2 separate regions of the Homo sapiens genome follow, and region 2 is linked to region 1. A link is a loop called in an ENCODE intact Hi-C map of the cell type or tissue named here. Cell type or tissue: MCF 10A. All regions are shown on one strand. Each heading gives the region's core, and the rest is flanking DNA. Links, peaks and the distances in the headings are about the cores only. Region 1 overlaps RIC1 (RIC1 partner of RAB6A GEF complex). Region 2 overlaps INCR1 (interferon stimulated noncoding RNA 1).

Region 1 (9,605 bases), core at 1,009-9,008:
GAAGTAAAATGGGTAGCATGTCTTAATTGAAAATATTCTGACAAAACTGAAAAAAAAATAAGGGATGGATGGAGCACATAAGGCAAAATCTTGATAATTGTGAATCTGGATAATGGCAGTGTGAAAGTTCATTATACTATTCTCCATACTTTTAATCATGTTTAAAGTTTTCATATTTAAAAAAGGACTCTTATATATCCCAGATAGAGTAGGCAACCAGTGGCATCAGTAGTCCTGGATACCATATTTTGAGAGGGCCTTTCACAAAGAGAAGGTGCTTAATTTGGCTAGAGCAGATTAAGAAGTTAAAATTGACTGATTACCATAGAGGGAAGACAAAGAATGCTGGAGCAAAGTAAGTTTTCATTTAATACTAAAGTTTTCAAAAAAAATAGTAGTAACAGTGAAAACTCTTCAACAGCAAGATAGTCTCTCCATGAGAGTGAGCTCCTTGTTACTGAAACTCTCATAGAGAATCATCTGCCAGGGGTTTTTTTAGGGTAAGAGATTGAGTTTGGGGTTCCTTCAAATTTAGGATTTTGGGCATACATGTAGCCCTTGCTTTTTCTGAAAGCTTTATTAAAGTTGCTTGAGAGTGCTGTTGCAGTCATCTTTAACGTTATCAGAAAGTGTTGAATACTAAGATAGGATACTGATAATACCCACTCACTGAAGAAAAGAGAAGTGTACTTTTTTAATGAATTAGTATGAAATGTGGTGAAATCTACCATCTTAAAACTTAAGGTAGTCATTATAAACATTACTCATATTGTGGTGAATTACAGTAAATGCCTTTAAGGTCTTTTGAAGTGTTTTAGTGTATGCAGTTCCCAGTCATGCTGTTTTGCTGCAGGTGTTTGTCTTTTTCTTTTTCCTCTGCCATCTAGCTACATTTTACTGTTATCCAGGTGTCTGACTCTTCTAGTTGCCACACACCTAAATTCCATGTTCACTTCTCATACCTCCAAATTACTTTCTGGATAGATAACCAATTTTTTTATTTAGTCATTTCTTTATACATAATCCCCTGTAGAATCTGAAAGCAGTAAGCAAGAGTAGTTTGTATAGCCAAGTATTTTGCAACTAGAATATATAGGGTGGCTGCTGTTTTCTTGATGAACCCTAAATGATCATTGGTAGCTTAAATTCAGCCAGCCAGCATGCAGCAAAGCCTGGGACACAATCCCACAAGTTTTGAATACTCACTCTTTCCTCCCTGAAATTCTTTCCTTCTGTTTATATAGCATGTATAGCATTGTGCTTCCCTATTTCTCTTTTGTCTTCCAAAAGCTCAGGTGATGGCCCGCTGCTCTTTTTACCCTGGCTAGTGTGCCTGAGAAACATCTGTCTGTCTCCTTCAGTTTACCAGCCTCACCTTTTTTTTTTTTTTTTTTTTTTTTTTTGAGACGGAGTCTTGCTCTGTCACCCAGGCTAGAGTGCAATGGTGCAATCTTGGCTCACTGCAGCCTCCGTCTCCCGGGTTCAAGTGATTCTCCTGCCTCAGCCTCCCAAGTAGCTGGGATTACAGGCACCTGCCACCACGCCCGGCTTATTTTTGTGTTTTTAGTAGAGACGGGGTTTCACCATTTTGGCCAGGTTGGTCTTGAACTCCTGACCTCGTGATCCACCCACCTCAGCCTCCCACCAAATGCTGGGATTACAGGTGTGAGCCACTGCGCCCAGCCTGGCCCAGCCTCACCTTTAAGCTTCTGATGCTGGTACAGTCGTCTCTGATTTAGTGATTGCTCACATTTTTACTTGGAATTCTTAAGAATTTTTTTTTATTTTTTCAAATTAAATGAGCCAAAAAGAAAAAGGGAAACTCTTTGGTTTTCCCTTCCCTAATTTCTCTTCCTGTCTTCTATCAGTGATAATAACTTCAACTTCTCTAGCACCTCAGCTAACCTGGAAATCATCTTTGGTTCATCTCTTTTTCTACCTTTCATGTCTAGGATAGCAGTAAGTTCTGTTTTTTAACCAAAATGTTCCTTCCTCTTTACAGATAGAAATGACTTGATATCTGAGGTTCCTTTTAAAACAGGGCTGCTCAAAGTTTAATGTGCATAATGGTTTAAGTTGCGTGATAGGGCTCAATTGGAAATCATTATACTAGGCTCTCTGAGGTTTGATTGAAATTTTTCATTATAAAAAGGCAGACTATTTCCTCATTTCTGAAGTCAACACCCATGAAATCTGCCTCTCCTCAGTAACCTATCCTGATTAACTCTGATTTTTTAAATAACTGTCTTATTCAAGAACCATAAGTAGTGGCTTCTTTCCTGCTGCTCTTTTACCTGGCTTTCTGAATCCTCCTTGAAGGTCTGTTACCATCCAGCTTTGTTCTCATAATGTCCCTAGTCTAGCCAGACTGTTCTCACTTTCCCAATAGTTCCATGTCTTCGTTTTCCATTAGATTACCAACCCTTACTCTCCCACACGTGTATGTCTTCCTCATCTGTCAGGTTCACTGCATCCTTTTAAACTTTCTGTTGTTATGACAGCTAGATCACTGAAGTGATCTCTCATTTTTATAAACTTCTAAAGTTGTCTTAGCTTTTTCAGGATAATTCAACTCTGCCCTCAATCTTATGTCACTGGTGGTGTTCATTAATTGCATTATGTGTTAGGCTTTGTACCATCCTAGCCAGAAAGCTCCTTATATTCCCACAGAGCCTAGCAGAATGGCTGTACATAGTACAACCTCAATAAATAATGTAGATTGTTTGACCTATAAACCTTATGGATTGGGGGGAGATGCGGAAAGCATACCGATACAGAAGTATGAATTTAGCTGCTTTTTCTTAAATTTCAGGCTCGTGGTGCAGAGAGCATTATGTTAAACCTGGCAGGACAGCTCATCATGATGCAGAGGGACAGGTCAGGCCCACAGATCCGGGAGAAGGACAGTAACCCTAATAACCAAAGGAAACTTGTGAGTAAAGTACTAGTCATTTCTTTTCAAACATTAAGAAGGTATGGGATGAGGATGAAGGAATGAAACAATTTAAGAGAAGAGTATTTTATGATTTGGAAAGGAGAAATTAAGTCCATAAAATCAGTCTTAAGCCTCTGGGTGTAAGACTGACTGACTGGAGGATAAGGTCCCAAAATGATCATGAAATGTTCCATACTCCATATGTTAACTGCTTAGGCATCATTCATTGCAAATTCTAATGGAAAAAATAGGGATAGACTGGTGAAGTTCATGGGGTGTTTTGTTTTCAGATTTAAGTGTATATACTTTAAAAGGCCAGGATACTTTTATTAACTCTAATTCTAATTAGATCCCTTTGCTTTTCCCAAAAAAATATTATACTATCATTTGAAAGACTTAGTAAACTAGTACCTAGGAACTTAAGAACCTGCAGATTTAATAGGAAAACAACTTGATTCTTGTCTCTCCTTCTCCAGCTGCCATTCTGTCCTCCTGTTGTACTAGCCCAGTCTGTTGAAAATGTCTGGACAACGTGTCGAGCAAATAAACAGAAACGTCACCTTCTGGAGGCCCTCTGGCTGAGCTGTGGTGGTGCAGGGATGAAAGTTTGGCTCCCTCTCTTCCCTAGGGATCACCGCAAGCCCCATTCCTTCTTGTCCCAGCGGATCATGCTGCCTTTCCACATCAACATTTACCCGCTAGCTGTTCTGTTTGAAGATGCTTTAGTCCTTGGTGCTGTCAATGACACTTTGCTCTATGATTCTTTATATACTCGGAACAATGCTAGAGAACAGCTGGAGGTGCTCTTCCCTTTCTGTGTTGTGGAGAGAACCTCTCAGATCTACCTCCACCACATTCTACGTCAACTTCTGGTCAGAAACCTTGGGGAGCAAGCCTTGCTCTTGGCCCAGTCCTGTGCCACATTACCTTACTTCCCTCATGTGCTGGAGCTCATGCTCCATGAAGTACTGGAAGAAGAAGCTACCTCACGGGAGCCCATTCCCGACCCTCTGCTTCCCACTGTGGCAAAATTTATCACTGAGTTCCCCCTCTTCCTGCAGACAGTTGTCCATTGTGCCAGGAAGACCGAATATGCCCTGTGGAATTACCTTTTTGCAGCTGTTGGAAACCCTAAGGACTTGTTTGAGGAGTGTTTGATGGCTCAGGATTTGGACACAGCTGCCTCTTACCTTATTATCTTACAGGTAACAATTCTCTTCTTATAAAGGGGCAAGAATTAATGAGCTTAAACTTAGAAAAATAGAAATGTCCTGTTTTGACACCATGATTGTGTTTAAGGAATTCATAGTCAAATTTTCTGTTTATATCTTTAATTTGGAAGAATTCAGACAGATTCCTTTGAATATCATAAAGTAACATTGCAGAGATATTTTTTCCATTGTCCATAAATAGGCCTAAAACAGATTAATGAGTTCAGAGTAGTGTTTTGAAATTTTAATATATTGAAGAAATTTAATATGTATATTAGAATACATGTAATAGGAACATGGAAGAAATATTACATAAGATTATTGAAATATTACATAAGAAACATAGCAAAGAAAGTATTATTTGAGATATTAGTGAGTTTGAGCTTCTCACAACAGTAGATTTGTTTCCTTTCAGTGTGGGTTACTGAGGGGACACTTATTAGAGCATGGTCATAACAGAGCACCTTGAGCTAGTCTTCCCCAAAGCAAGCTGAGAAGGCTCAGGCCTGCCACAGCAAAGACCCTCATAGCACACAGTTTTTCTCAAAATAATGGCTTCTTTGCAACTCCTGAAAATTTATTTCATTAGCTATTTGACAAAAGGGCTTGACAGTTGGTTATTTGATAGGCTACACTTAAAGATTCTTTCCAGTTACTGCAAAGTTGTTTCCATTGATGTAAGAAGCTAACCATAAACCTGGTTTCAATCTCTGCCTGAAGCAGATTTCCTGTCAGCTTCTTTGCTTCATGACAATGAACTGAAACCAGAGGAGACACTCAAGCAGAGGCCAGGTGGCCTTGAAGTATGATTCCATGGCTAACCCTAAAGAAAAAGACATAGGGTTTTAAAAATAGAATCAAAATAAATGCAGCTGTTTTTTGGTTCCGGGTCACTCCCTGCAACTTCACTGTATCTCCCTGACAATGTAATTTTTTTCTGCAACAGAATTCCTAAGTTGCTATGGATTGGCAGATAATAATTACAATTACAGTTGTCTATTAGGCACCTTTCCATAAAGACCAAGATAGGCAGGTTAAATTTGTGAAAGAAAAATGGAGGATTCTGAATGTGCAGCAGAACTTTACTACTTGCTATTGCCCAAAGCAAAGATTCTAGTCACATCCTCAGAAAACTCTGCAACAGGAGACAGACCTGACCTATTTTGGAGTCAGGCAAACCTCCCTTTTTTTTCTTCCTTTTCTGCTGATCTTCAACAATTTACTTAACTCAGTTTCCTCACTTGTAAAATACAAATGATATGCCTATCTGCAGAGTCACTGGGAGAAATAAATGAAATGACTTAAAGTATATGTATGCTATCTGGCATGTAGTAGGAGTTTAATAAATTATAGTTTACATACACCAGAAGAGTACTTGCCTCGCTTTTCCTTGTATGGTACTTTTTAATCTTATTATTAAACTAACCCCTGTGGTGGTGTGGCTACATTCTTTGAGTTTAGAAAACGAGATAAAGAATTGCTCATATCTTCCCAAATTGTGTAGTATAAAAAGAATGCTGTCCTGGTTGTTTTTTGTAGAATATGGAAGTCCCTGCAGTAAGTAGGCAACATGCTACCCTTCTATTCAACACAGCACTAGAACAAGGCAAGTGGGACCTTTGTCGACACATGATTCGATTTCTTAAAGCCATTGGCTCTGGAGAATCTGAGACACCTCCATCCACACCCACAGCTCAGGTTAGTTGCAAAAGTTACACATCTTCTCTAGGCCATACACCCACGTAGCATCTTTCTCTAATGGTACTGCATATGGTGTGTAATCCTAGGAACCCAGTTCAAGTGGTGGATTTGAGTTCTTCAGGAATCGAAGCATCAGTTTATCCCAGTCAGCTGAAAATGTTCCTGCCAGTAAATTCAGTTTACAGAAAACACTAAGTATGCCATCTGGTCCCTCTGGAAAAAGGTAAAATAATAAAGAGCCATTACTGCTTTTTGGGCATTCATGACACATTGCATTTCAAGACATTTACAAAATTAGGTCTTAATGGAAACAACTATTTAATCCAATTGCAGTTTCTTTTTCCATTCCCAAAAAGCAGAGGCCACACAGAAGGCTTCCCTTTTTCCTTCCTCCCAAGTTCACTTCAGCACCCTCTGAATAGTTTCTGCCCCTTTTTCTGGAATAGATCTTCATGTACCTGTTCTGAATGTAACAAACTTGTTTAAGACAGAGTCTCACTCTGTCACCCAGGCTGGAATGCAGTGGCACCATCTCAGCTCACTGCAACCTCCGCCTTACAGGTTCAAGCGATTATCCTGCCTCAGCCACCCAAGTAGCTGGGATTACAGGCATATGCCACCACACTCGGCTAATTTTCATATTTTTAGTAGAGACGGGGTTTCAACATGTTGCCCAGGCTAGTCTCGAACTCCTGGCCTCAAGGATCCACCTGCCTCTGCTTCCCAAAGGGCCGGGATTACAAGCGTGAGCCACCCTACCTGGCCAAATGCTACAAACTTTTTTTTCCCATAAGTTACTGGGGTCCAGGTGGTATTTGGTTACATTAATAAGTTATTTAGTGGTGATTTGTGAGATTTTGGTGCACCCATCACCCAAGCAGTATACACTGCACCATATTTGTTGTCTTTTATCCCTCACCCCCTCCCAGCCTTTCCCCCAAGTCCCCAAAGTCCATTGTATCATTCTTATGCCTTTGCGTCCTCATGGTTTAGCTCCCACATATCAGTGAGAACATACTACATTTGGTTTTCCATTCCTGAGTTACTTCACTTAGAATAATACTCTCCAATCTCATCAGGTCACTGCAAATGCTGTTAATTCATTCCTTTTTATGGCTGAGTAGTATTCCATCATATATACGTATATACAAGTTTCTTTATCCACTCGTTGACTGATGGGCATTTGGGTTGGTTCCACGATTTTGCAGTTGTGAACTGTGCTGCTATAAACGTGTGTGCAAGTATCTTTTTTGAATGACTTCTTTTCCTCTGGGTAGAACCCCAGTAGTGAGATTGCTGGATCAAATGGTAGTTCTACTTTTGGTTATTGAGGGAATCTCCACCCTGTTTTCCATAGCAGCTGTACTAGTTTACATTCCCACCGGCAGTGTAGAAGTGTTCCCTGATGGCCACATCCATGCCAACATCTACTGTTTTTTGATTATGGTCATTCTTGCAGGAGTAAGGTGGCATTGCGTTGTGGTTTTGATTTGAAAATGCAACAAACTTTTAAATTACCTCTGATGATAGAGGACCAAAAGGAAGATAGATAAATCTGTAGGTAATCCAAAAGCCTTCTTAAAGTCGTAATTTTACCTTTCCTTCTAATTATACTTTTTGATATAAATTTAGTGCTAATGCATTTGACACTCTTGTGACCTATTGATTAGAGAAGTTATTACACAGTCGGGGAGCCAAATGAATTGTATGCTGGAGACTGAAACTGCTATCACCCATAGATGGGATATTGTCTTCTGAGAGATGACTATGAATTCACACTAACATTATAAAATCATGAGAATTTCCTCTGGTTTGTGAGGCCTGTGTATTCCTTCCTATGTTCTTCTGTTGTTGTCTCATTTTTTTCCTTACCTAATCCTTTGTTTTATATTGTTCATATTCTCTTTTTTTTTTTTTCCCCAGGACAACATGAACATATGTTTATATTCTTACTACCGTGCTTGGGCACATAGTGAGAGCTTATTGAACGTTTGTTATTGTCATGTTTTACTGGGTTTTTTTGTTTTTTGAGATGGAGTTTCGCTCTTGTTGCCCAGGCTGGAGTGCAATGGCTTGATCTCGGCTCATCGCAATCTCCGCCTCCCAGGTTCAAGTGATTCTTCTGCCTCAGCCTCCCAAGTAGCTGGGATTACAGGCATGCACCACCACGCCTGGCTCATTTTGTATTTTTAGTAGAGACGGGGTTTCTCCGTATTGGTCAGGCTAGTCTCAAACTCCCGACCTCAGGTGATCCGCCTGCCTCTGCCTCCCAAAGTGCTGGGATTACAGGCATGAGCCACCATGCCCAGCCTGTTTTACTGTTTTTTAACAAGTGCTTACTACATGCCAGGCCTTATTCTAAGCATTTACATACATAGGTCCTATTTTAAACAACTCTATGAGGGTTATCCACATTGTATAGGTGAAGAAACAGAGGCCTAGGAAAATAAACTTAGTTATGTTCACACAACAAATGAGTGGCAGAGCCAAGATCCGAATCCAGGCAGTACTGCACCAGAGACTAGGCTCTTTACCCCACCACTAAACTGCCTCTCACTTAAAGCACCACATTATCCAGTTACCAAACCAGTTCCCCCACATTAGCTCATGTAAGTCAGGAATGAGAGACTATACTTAGGCAAGTTGTAATTTTTAAAAATTGGTTTCAGGACTGGCAAGGTGGCTAACACCTGTAATTCCAGCACTTTGGGAGGCCAAGGTGGGAGGATTGCTTGAGGCCAGGAGTTCAAGATGAGTCTGGGCAACACAGCAAGATCCCATCCTTGCAAAAATAAAAATACATTGGCTAGGCATGGTGGCAAGTACCTGTAGTCCCAGCTACTTGGGAGGCTGAGGTGGGGAAGATAGCTTGAGCCCAGGAGTTTGAGGTTGCAGTGAGCTATGATCACACCACTGCACTCCAGACTGGGTGACATTGTGAAACCTTGTCATTTAAGAAAAAAAAAGTTGGTATTCTTTTCATATGTCTGCATGACTCACACTGAGAAATTTAATTTCACTTTGCCTCTCTATCCTTAGTTTCTTTGATGTGCTCTCCTTCCCTCTTTTCATTGGGCTTTTCAAATATAGCATAGAGGTTTGCTGCCTTTCTTTCTGTCAGCCACCCATCACCTGCTTCCTGGTCTGACTTCTTCTGTCCCCCTTTTCCTGTTCCCTGTATTCATTCTACAAATGTGTCTTAAGAGCCTTCTGTGTTCCGAGGGTTGTGGTGTAACACGGAGGAGAAGCGTTGATACTTTATCTTCATTGTCAATCAGAATTAGATCTTGGATCTCTTATCTCCTTGTCAGCTTTATCAGTACCTCTGCGTAATAAGGATGTGAAATCCTCCAGTAAAGATTATTCTGTAGCTTTCTTGTGTTTCCACTTACAGATGGAGCAAAGACAGTGACTGTGCTGAGAACATGTATATTGACATGATGCTCTGGAGACATGCTCGGCGCCTCTTAGAAGATGTGAGGTTAAAGGACCTTGGCTGCTTTGCAGCCCAGCTGGGCTTTGAACTAATTAGTTGGCTATGCAAGGAACGTACCCGAGCCGCCCGGGTAGACAACTTTGTAATAGCCCTGAAGAGACTCCACAAAGATTTCCTGTGGCCACTTCCAATCATCCCAGCCTCTTCTATCAGTTCTCCTTTCAAAAATGGAAAATACCGAACTGGTAATGTAGACTTCATGTCACTTGTACAAGGAGAATTGTATTTTACTCCGTGTATTTACACATTTTGCTATTAGTTG
Region 2 (9,605 bases), core at 486-8,485, 140 kb before region 1:
AGAAAATTCAGATCTGCTGGAGAAGGGATCATGGCCATATCTCCCAGGAATCCAGTGCACTTTTTGACTTGTTTACAAACTAACAGAAGGTTGAGTACAGAGATTCCAGACCATATTCAAAGTACACACCGGACACTTTTTTTTCCTCCTAAAGAAATGTCAACCTTATTAATATGCATGAGACTCATAGTGGATATTTGTTAAAAATGCTAATTCTTGGGCCATACCATCAACATCAAGGACTCCGGATTCAGAAAGCCTGGGACTTGGCCAAGGAATCTGTATTTTAAATATATCTCTAGACAATTCTGATCCAGATGACTGGACCACACTTTGGGAAAACTGATCTCCTTGATAACAAATTAACAATTTTAAAAATAGTACTTATTATTTTTTGATGATAAAAGAAAAATTAGAAAGTGCTCAGAACAGAAAAAATTAATAATTATATTTTCAGGAGATGATGACTGCAAATATAGCTGTCCTAATTTTTTTAAATAAAAGACAATAAAGGAAATAATGTATTTTGGGGGGCATTTGGTAGCCATTTTTCCATATCTCTTTTCAAGTTCTTACATTCAAGTGTATTGGTTGTTCAGTTTCACAGGTATATTCCTTTTATACCAACTCTTAATGGCTTTTATAAATGATTTCTATGTTTGAAATATATATAAATTTACTCTATGAAATCCACTTATATTCTTGTTGGGTCAGGAGATTGGACTGGATGTGTTTAAGGCCCATTCTGACTAAGATGTCATACTTGTAAGATTGTTATAACTCTTTTAAGTATAAGGAATAACCCCATTCAAACTTGACAGATAATTTAAAATTATATCCCCCAAAAGTTAAAGATTTCCTCTTGGGGTTTGACCTTTTATGCAGATCTCCTGATGTGACAGTATATCAAAGGTAGTAACATTTCTCCAAAGGTGATACACAAATGGCCAACAAGTATATGAAAAAATGCTCAACATCACTAATCATCAGAGAAATGCAAACCAAAACCACACCCATTAGGATAGCTATCATTTAAAAGCAAAAACAAAAACAAAGCCTGAATATAACAAGTGTTAGCAAGGATATGGAAAAATTGGAACCCATGTGCACTGTTGGTGGGATTGTAAAATGGTGCAACCACTATGGAAAAGAGTATGGAGGTCCCTAAAAAATTTGAAAAGTAGAAGTACCATATGATTCAGCAATCCCACTTCTGCGTATATATCCAAAAGAATTGAAAGTAGGGTCTCTAAAAGATATTTGCACACCCATGTTCGTAACATCACTATTTACAATAGCCAAGATTTACAACAGCCAAGTTGTGGAAGCAACTCAAATGTCCATGGACGGATGAATGGATTAACAAAATGTGCTATATACATGCAATGAAATGTTATTCAGTCTTAACAAGGAAAGATATCCTGTCACATGCTACAACACTGATAGACCTTCAGGGCATTATGCTAAGTGAAACAGGCCAAGCACAAAAAGACAAATACTGTATGATTCTACTCATATGTGATATCTGAAGTAGTCAAATTCACAGAAACAGAAAGCAGAATGATGGTTATTAGGGTCTGGGGAAAAGGAGGAAAGGGAAGTTGATGTTTCATGGGTATAGAGTTTCAGTTCTGCTAGATGAAAAAAGTCTGTCATGATTGGGTAATGAATTTGACTCTAAGTTCACTGATACATACAGGAGATAATGGACTGACACAATGAATATGAAATTTTGGCTAAATTATTGAAGGCATATTTGTCTGAATAGAGAGTAGGGTGGGAATCTCAGAATTATAGGGTTAAAAATGTCTTGTTCCAACTCCTCTTGCCATTTTAGTAAAGAATACACACTGAAAATGCAGGTATGACTTTTTTTTTTTATACTAGAGAACTGATAGGGACATGGTCAAACACAATTGTTACTGTTGGCTAATTTATGTAGAATCAATTCTGTTTCCAATCAGTTTTCATTTCTAAAAAGACTAAAGTGAAGAGCAAACATAACGACCCTTCCCATTTTGCTTGGTTAGCAATAGTAGGCTGTTTGGCTTTATTTTCCAGTTTGTGCTAATGCTCCAGCCCAGAAAGTCTCACTCAGATCCATTAAGGCTTAACAATAAGCCATCCTGCCTTTAAGGTTAATTAAATGATTTGAACTAATATTTAACACTATGAACTGTGAGGAGAATTGTGGACAAAGTAGACTGGTTAGTCACATATGACCAGTTACTGACATGTTCTTTTCAATTTAAATGTTTACATTTTTTATTAATATTATTTAAAATGTCAACCACATACCAAAGTGGAGCAGATAACACAGTGAACTCCCAAGTACAGTCACACACTGCCTAATGACAAGGATATGTTCTGAGAAATGCATTGTTAGACAATTTTGTCACCCTGTGAACAAAGAGTCTACACCAAACTAGATGTTGTAGTCTGCTACATACCTAGACAATATAACATATTGCTGCTAGGTTACATACCTGTACAGCATGTTACTGTACTGAATACTATAGGCAATTATAACACAATAAGTATTTGCATATCTAAACACAGAAAAGTTACAGTAAAAATACGGTATAAAAGATTTAAAAAAAAATGATACACCCATACAAGGCACTTACTATGAATGGAGCTTGCAGGACTGGAAGTTGCTCTGGGTGTCACTGGATGAGTGGTGAGTGAATATGAAGGCCCAGAACATTCCTATACACCACTGTAGACTTTATAAACACTGTACACTTAGGCAATAAATTTATTTACAAATTTTTCTTTCTTCAATAATAAATTAACCTTTGCTTACTGTAATTTTTTACTTTATAAACTTTAGTTTTTTAAACTTTTAAACTCTTGTAATAACAGCTTAAAACACAAATATGTTGTGCAACTGTATAAAAACTATTTTCTTTCTTTATATTCTTATTCTATAAGCTCTTATCCATTTTTATTTTATTATTTATTTGAGTTGGAGTCTCGCTGTGTTGCCCAGGCTGGAGTGCAATGGCGCTATCTCGGCTCACCACAACCTCCGCCTCCTGGGTTCAAGCAATTCTCCTGCCTCAGCCTCCCAAGTAGCTGGGATTACAGGCGCCCACCACCACGCCTGGCTAATTTTTGTATTTTTAGTAGAGACAGGGTTTCACCATGTTGGCCAGGCTGGTCTCAAACTCCTGACCTCGTGATCCACCTGCCTCAGCCTCCCAAAGTGCTGGGATTACAGGCGTGAGCCACCAAGCGTGGCCCATTTTTATTTTTATTTTTTCTCAGACACAGTCTCACTCTGTCGCCTAGGCTGTAGTGTAGTGGTGGGATCCAGCTCATTACAACCTCTACCTCCCAGGTTCAAGAGATTCTCGTGCCTCAGCCTCCTGAGTAGCTGGGATTACAGGTGCACACCACCACACCCGGCTAATTTTTGTATTTTTTAAATTTTTTGTAGAGATAGGGTTTCGCTATGTTGGCCAGGCTGGTCTCGAACTCCTGGCCTCAAGTGATCCGCCCACCTTGGCCTCCCAAAATGCTGGGATTACAGCCATGAGCTACCACGCCCGGCCTATTGTTAAAAAATTTAATTTTTAAAAACTTTTAAAACATTTTTGTTAAAAACTAAGACACAACTACGTAAGCCTAGGATTACACGGGGTCAGGTCATTAATATTAGTGTCTTACACCTCCACATCTTGTTCCACTGTTAAGTTTTTTTTTTTTTTTTGACAGGGTCTCACTCTGTCACACACACTGGAGTGCAGTGGCGTGACTAAAGCTCACTGCAACCTGGAACTCCTGGGATCAAGTGATACTCCTGCCTCAATCTTCCAAGTAGCTAGGACTACAGGCATGTGTCACCATGCCTGACTAGTTTTTTAAAAAATTGATTCGTAGAGACAGGGTCTTGCTACCTTGCCCAGGCTGGTCTTGAACTCCTGCCTCAAGGGATCCTCCCACCTTGGCCTCCGAAAGGGCAGGGATTACAGGTATGAGCCACCACATGGGCCTCCCACTGAAAGTTGCTGAGAGGCAATAACACACATAGAGGTGTCATATCCTGTAACAATGCCTTCTTTTGGAATACCTCCCTGAAGGACCTGCCTAAAGTTGTTTTACGGTTAAGTTTATTTTTTAAGTAGAAAGCGTACCCTTTAAAATAAAGAAAAATAGCATAGTAAATACATAAACTAGTGACATAGTCATTTGTTATTAAGTATCATATACTATATATAATTGTGTTATACTCGTATTTAACTGGCAGTGCAATAGGTTTGTTTACATAGGCATCAACACAAACACATGAGTAATACATTGTGTTATGGCAGTATGACAGTATCATGTCACCAGGTGATAGGAATTTTTCAGCTGCATTATAACCTCATGGGACCACCATTCTAAATGCAGGCTGTCACTGACTGAAACATCATTATATGGTACAGGACTATACTCATCACTCAGCTTCAAAGAAAAACAACTCATGGCCAATTTTGTTTCATATATATTTCACTCACCCCCAGATTATTTTGAAGCAAAACCCAGACATCATATCAATTCAGCTGAGATATTACTTACTTTCAGAAGGGACAAATGAAATCAAGAGGCTATCCCAGTCCAGGCAAGGTGGCTCACGCCTGTAATCCTAGCACTTTGGGAGGCCTAGGTGGGTTGATCACCTGAGGTCAGGAGTTCAAGACCAGCCTGGCCAACATGGTGAAACCCCCATTTCTACTAAAAACACAAAAATTAGCTGGGCGTGGTAGCATATGCCTGTAATCCCAGCTACGCAGGAGGCTGAGGCAGGAGAATCGCTGGAACCCAAGAGGCGGAGGCTGCAGTGAGCCGAGATCTTACCAATGAAGTCCAAGCAGGGGAACAGAACAAGACTCATCTCAGAAAAAAAAGCCACCCAGGAAGCAAATACAACAGTTTATACGATAAAAGTGTAATCAGGTTGAATATTAAAAATATATTAAAGTCATAAATGAAAGCAGTACCATTTTCAATGGATATTATCATAGGTTCTTACGGAGGTCTCCAAATACCGAGAGTAGTATGCTCAGACCCAAAATCCAGCCACAGCTCCATCATCACAAGCCTGTGAATACGTGCGAAAGTACACAGGGCCTACTTTTAATCTGGTGACTCAGGGTACCCTTCCTCCTCATCTTCTTCTCACTAGGCTTGGGACTGAGCCAGAAGCTACACATTACACTACTCCCTTTGACTTGCCAGTTCTGCAAGGTCCTACTTAAAGCAGAACAAACAAACAGGACATTACTAATCATAAGCAATTTAACTTTTTAAAATAACTTTATTCTTATCACAAAAGTAACATGAACTCATTACAGACAATTTGGCAAATCCAAAATCCCAAGGAAGAACATAAAAAGTACCTATAATTGCATTTTCCCCATTTTTTATTAGGCACATATGTAATTTTTTTATAAACATGAGATTATATTTTACATACTGTATTTAATCTGTTTTCATTACTTTCTAATATATACTGAATATACTTCCAAGTGATTAAATATTCTTCCTCAACATAAGCTTTTATTTTTGCAAAATACTCAGGTGTAAGGAAGGACAGTAATTAATGTCTTTTTGGAGACATTTAGATTATTCCCACTTAGATACACCTTTAGATTTAAAGCTAAAATTCTGTAAATATCAGTGTTTATTTCCTTAGAAAATAATCATAGGAAAGAAATCCAGGCATACTTCAGAGATATTGCAGGCTGGGTTCCAGACCAACCCAATAAAGTGAATATTGCAATAAGATGAGTCACACACATTTTTTGGTTTGCAAGTAGTTATAAAAGTTATGTTTAGACTGTTCTGTCATCTATTAAGTGTGTAATAGTATTTTGTCTAAAAAATGTGTATACTTTAATTTAGAAAATACTTTATTGCAGCCGAGCATGGTGACTCATGCCTATAATCCCAGTACTTTGGGAGGCCGAGGCGGGCAGATCACCTGAGGTCAGGAGTTCAAGACTAGCCTGGCCAACATGGGGAAACTCCATCTCTACTAAAAATACAAAAATTAGCCAGGCATGGTGGCACACGCCTGTAATCCCAGCTACTCGGGAGGCTGAGGCAGGAGAATCGCTTGAACCTGGGAGGCGGAGGTTGCAGTCAGCCGAGATTGTACCACTGTACTCCAGCCTGGGTGACAGAGCGAGACTCCATCTCAAAATATATATATTATTGCTAACAAAATGCTAATGATCTTCAGAGCTTCCAGCAAATAGTAATCTCTTTGCTGCTGGAGGGTCTTGTCCCATGTTGATGGCTGCTGACTGATCAGGGTGGTGGTTGCTGAAGGCTGTAGTGACTGTTCCAAGTTTTTTTTTTTTTTTTGACATGGAGTCTTCCTCGGTCGCCAGGCTGGAGTGCAGTAGCGCGATCTCGGCTCACTGCAACCTCCGCCTCGCAGGTTCAAGCAATTCTCCTGCCTCAGCCTCCCGAGTAGCTGGGACTACAGGCGGGTGCCACCATGCCCAGCTAATTATTATTTTTTTAGTAGATACGGGGTTTCACCATGTTGGCTAGGATGGTCTCGATCTCTTGACCTTGTGATCTGCCTGCCTTGGCCTCCCAAAGTGCTGGGATTACAGGTGTGAGCCACCGCACCTGGCCCCTTTCCAGAAGGTTTTAGATTCACTTTGCTCAGATCCATCAGAGGAATCACTGTGTATAGCAGATCCACTATGTATAGCTGCATTTCATAGCAGCTCTAGCCTTATGAAATGTATTTCTTAAATAATAAGACTTAAAAGTCAAAATTATTCCTTGGTCCACAGCTACAGAATGGATATTGCATTAGCAGGCAAGGAAACAGCATTAATCTCCTTGTATGTCTCCATCAGAATTCTAGGATGGCTAGATGCACTGTCCGTGAACAGTGAAAGTTTGAACTATGTATAGCAGATTCACTATGTATAGCTGCATTTCATAGCAGCTGTAGCCTTATGAAATATATTCCTTAAATAATAAGACTTAAAAGCCAAAATTACTCCTTGGTCCATGGGCTACAGAATGGATACTGCATTAGCAGGCAAGGAAACAGCATTAATCTCCTTGTATGTCTCCATAAATACTCTAAGATGGCTAGATGTGCTATCCATGAACAGTGAAAGTTTGAAATGACTCTTTCATTCCAAGTAGTAGTTCTCAACAAGAGCTTAAAATATTCAATAAATCATACTGGAAACGGATGTGCTATCATCCATGCTTTGCTGTTCCATTTATAGAGCACAGGCAGAGTAGACTTGACATAATTCTTAAGGGCCTTAGGATTCTAGGAGTGGTAAATGAGCACTGGCTTCCACCAAAAAAGCCACCAGCATTATTAGCCGCTAACAAGGGAGTCAGCCTGTCCTTTGAAGCTTGGAAGCCAAGCACTGACTTTTCCTAACTATGGAAGTCCTAGATGGCATCTTATTCCAACAGATGGCTGTTTTGTCTACACTGAAGATCTGTTGTTTAATGTAGCCACCTTTATCAAAGATCTTAGCTAGATCTTCTGGATAACTTGCTGTAGCTTCTACGTCAGTACTTGCTACTTCACCTTGCAGTTTCATGTTATGGACACAGCTTCTTTTGGTAAACCTCATGAACCAACCTCTGCTAGCTTCAAATGTTTCTTCTGCAGTTTCCTTGCCTCCCTTAGGCTTCACAGAATTGAAGAGAGCTAGGGCACTGCTCTGGCCTAGGCTTTGGCTTAAGGGAATGCTTTTTAAAAACTGGTTTTTGCTTCATTTTAGAGACAGGGTCTCACTCTATCACCCAGGCTAGAGTGCAGTGGCGCAGATAGCTCATTGTAATCTGGAACTCCCAGGCTCAAGTGATCCCCGTCTCAGCCTCCCAAGTAGCTAGGACTACAGGTGCACACCATCATACCCAGCTAATTAAAACATTTTTTTTTAAAGAAATGGGGTCTTGCTATATTGCTCAGGCTGGTCTCGAAGTCTTAGGCTCAAGTAATCCTCCTGTCTCAGCCTCCCACAGTGCTGGGATTAAGGCATGAGGCACTGCGTCTGGTTTAAGGGAATGTTGTAGCTTGCTTGATCTCCTACCCAGACCATTAAAACTTTCTCCAGGTCAGCAACAAGGCTGTTTTGTTTTATCATTCCTATGTTCTCCAAAGTGGTACTTTTACTTTCCTTTAAGAACTTTTTTTCCTTTGCATTCATAACTTGGCTAACTGGTACAAGAGGCCTAGCTTTTGGCCTATCTTTGCTTTCAATATGCCTTCCTCACTTAGTTTAATCATTTCTAGCTTTTTACTTAAAGTGAGAGACGGGGATTCTTTCTTTCACTTGAACACTTAGAGGCTACTGTTGGGTTACTAACAGGCCTAATTTCAATATTGTTGCATCTCAGGGGATAGGGAGGCCCAAAGAAAGGGAGAGAGACAGAGGAACTGCCAGTTGATGGAACAGTCAGAACACACATAACATTTATCGCTTAAGTTCTCCATCTTACATGGATGTGGTACATGACACCCCAAAACAATTACAATAGTTACAACAAAGACCACTGACCACAAATCATCATAACAGATATACTAATAATGAAAAAGTTTCAAATATTGAAAGAATTACCAAAATGTGATAAGAGCCATGAAGTGAGCATATGCTATTAGAAAAAATGGTGCCAATAGACTCACTCAACACAGGGTTACCACAAACCTTATATTAAAAAAAAAAATTGCACCAAATCATACTTCCATCAAGAGAGTATAAATGTATCCCCATTTCTTATGTGTACTCTTACCAACATTATTTCTAGTAATTTAAAAAGTTTATAAGTTTCATAGATGAAAACATGCACCTAGTAACTTTTTTTTTTTTTTTTGAGACAGGATTTCATTCCTTTCACTCAGGTGGGAGTGCAATAGCATGATCTTGGCTCACTATTACCTCTGCCTCCCAGGCTCAAGCAATTCTCCTGCCTTAGCCGCCTAAGGGGCTGGGACCACAGGTGTATGCCACAGTGCCGACTGATTTTTTGTAGAGACAGGGTTTCACCATGTTGCCCAGGCTGGTCTCAAACTCCCGGGCTCAAGTGATCCGCCCACCTCTGCCTCCGAAAGTGCTGGGATTACAGGCGTGATTACCCTGCCCGGCCCCCTACTAACTTTTATCATAAGCTTAATCTTAGAACAGAGTCCAAAAATTTTGACAGGAGTGGTGGTGGAAACTAGTAGAAAAAGGAGGAGAAGACCTAAGGCATGAGAACTGTCAGTATATTTTACAAAATAAAGTTAAAATATGATATTTGAAAGTTGAAGCCAGGCACGGCGGTTCACACCTGTTATCCCAGCACTTTGGGAGGCCGAGGCTGGTGGATCATTTGAGGCTAGGAGTTGGAGACTAGCCTGGCACATGATGAAACCCCATCTCTACTAAAAATACAAAAACTAGACAGGCGTGGTGGTGCATGCCTGTAGTCCCAGCTACTCAGGAGGCTGAGGCACAAGAATCACTTGAACCCGGGAGGCGGAGGTTGCAGTGAGCCAAGATTGCACCACTGCACTCCAGCCTGGGTGACAAAGCAATGCTCTGTCTCAAAAAAAAAAAAAAAAAGAAAGAAAGAAAAAGAAATGA

The links. A loop is a pair of places that touch in the nucleus more often than their neighbours do. Peaks named below come from ENCODE experiments on the same cell type or tissue, not always from the same donor. Only the 100,000 strongest peaks of a DNase experiment are listed, where the experiment ranks them.
Region 2: it touches region 1 in a loop (4-fold over the local background); 4 of 110 quality-filtered maps call a loop at or near these places.

What each region holds. Positions count from the first base shown.
Region 1 is chr9:5,759,729-5,769,333 of GRCh38, forward strand. RIC1 (RIC1 partner of RAB6A GEF complex) reads left to right here. Exons shown (of 26, transcript NM_020829.4): 18 at 2,813-2,932; 19 at 3,412-4,140; 20 at 5,686-5,844; 21 at 5,934-6,070; 22 at 9,242-9,528. Among named protein-coding and RNA genes, the nearest start is that of ERMP1, 69 kb to the right of the region's middle. RefSeq lists an enhancer at 2,680-3,879. In MCF 10A, for the core only: no CTCF peak of the experiment used is centred there; no DNase peak of the experiment used is centred there.
Region 2 is chr9:5,616,386-5,625,990 of GRCh38, forward strand. All of the region lies in intron 1 of INCR1 (interferon stimulated noncoding RNA 1), which reads right to left. Among named protein-coding and RNA genes, the nearest start is that of RIC1, 7.9 kb to the right of the region's middle. In MCF 10A, for the core only: no CTCF peak of the experiment used is centred there; DNase peaks (open chromatin) are centred at 5,186 and 5,786.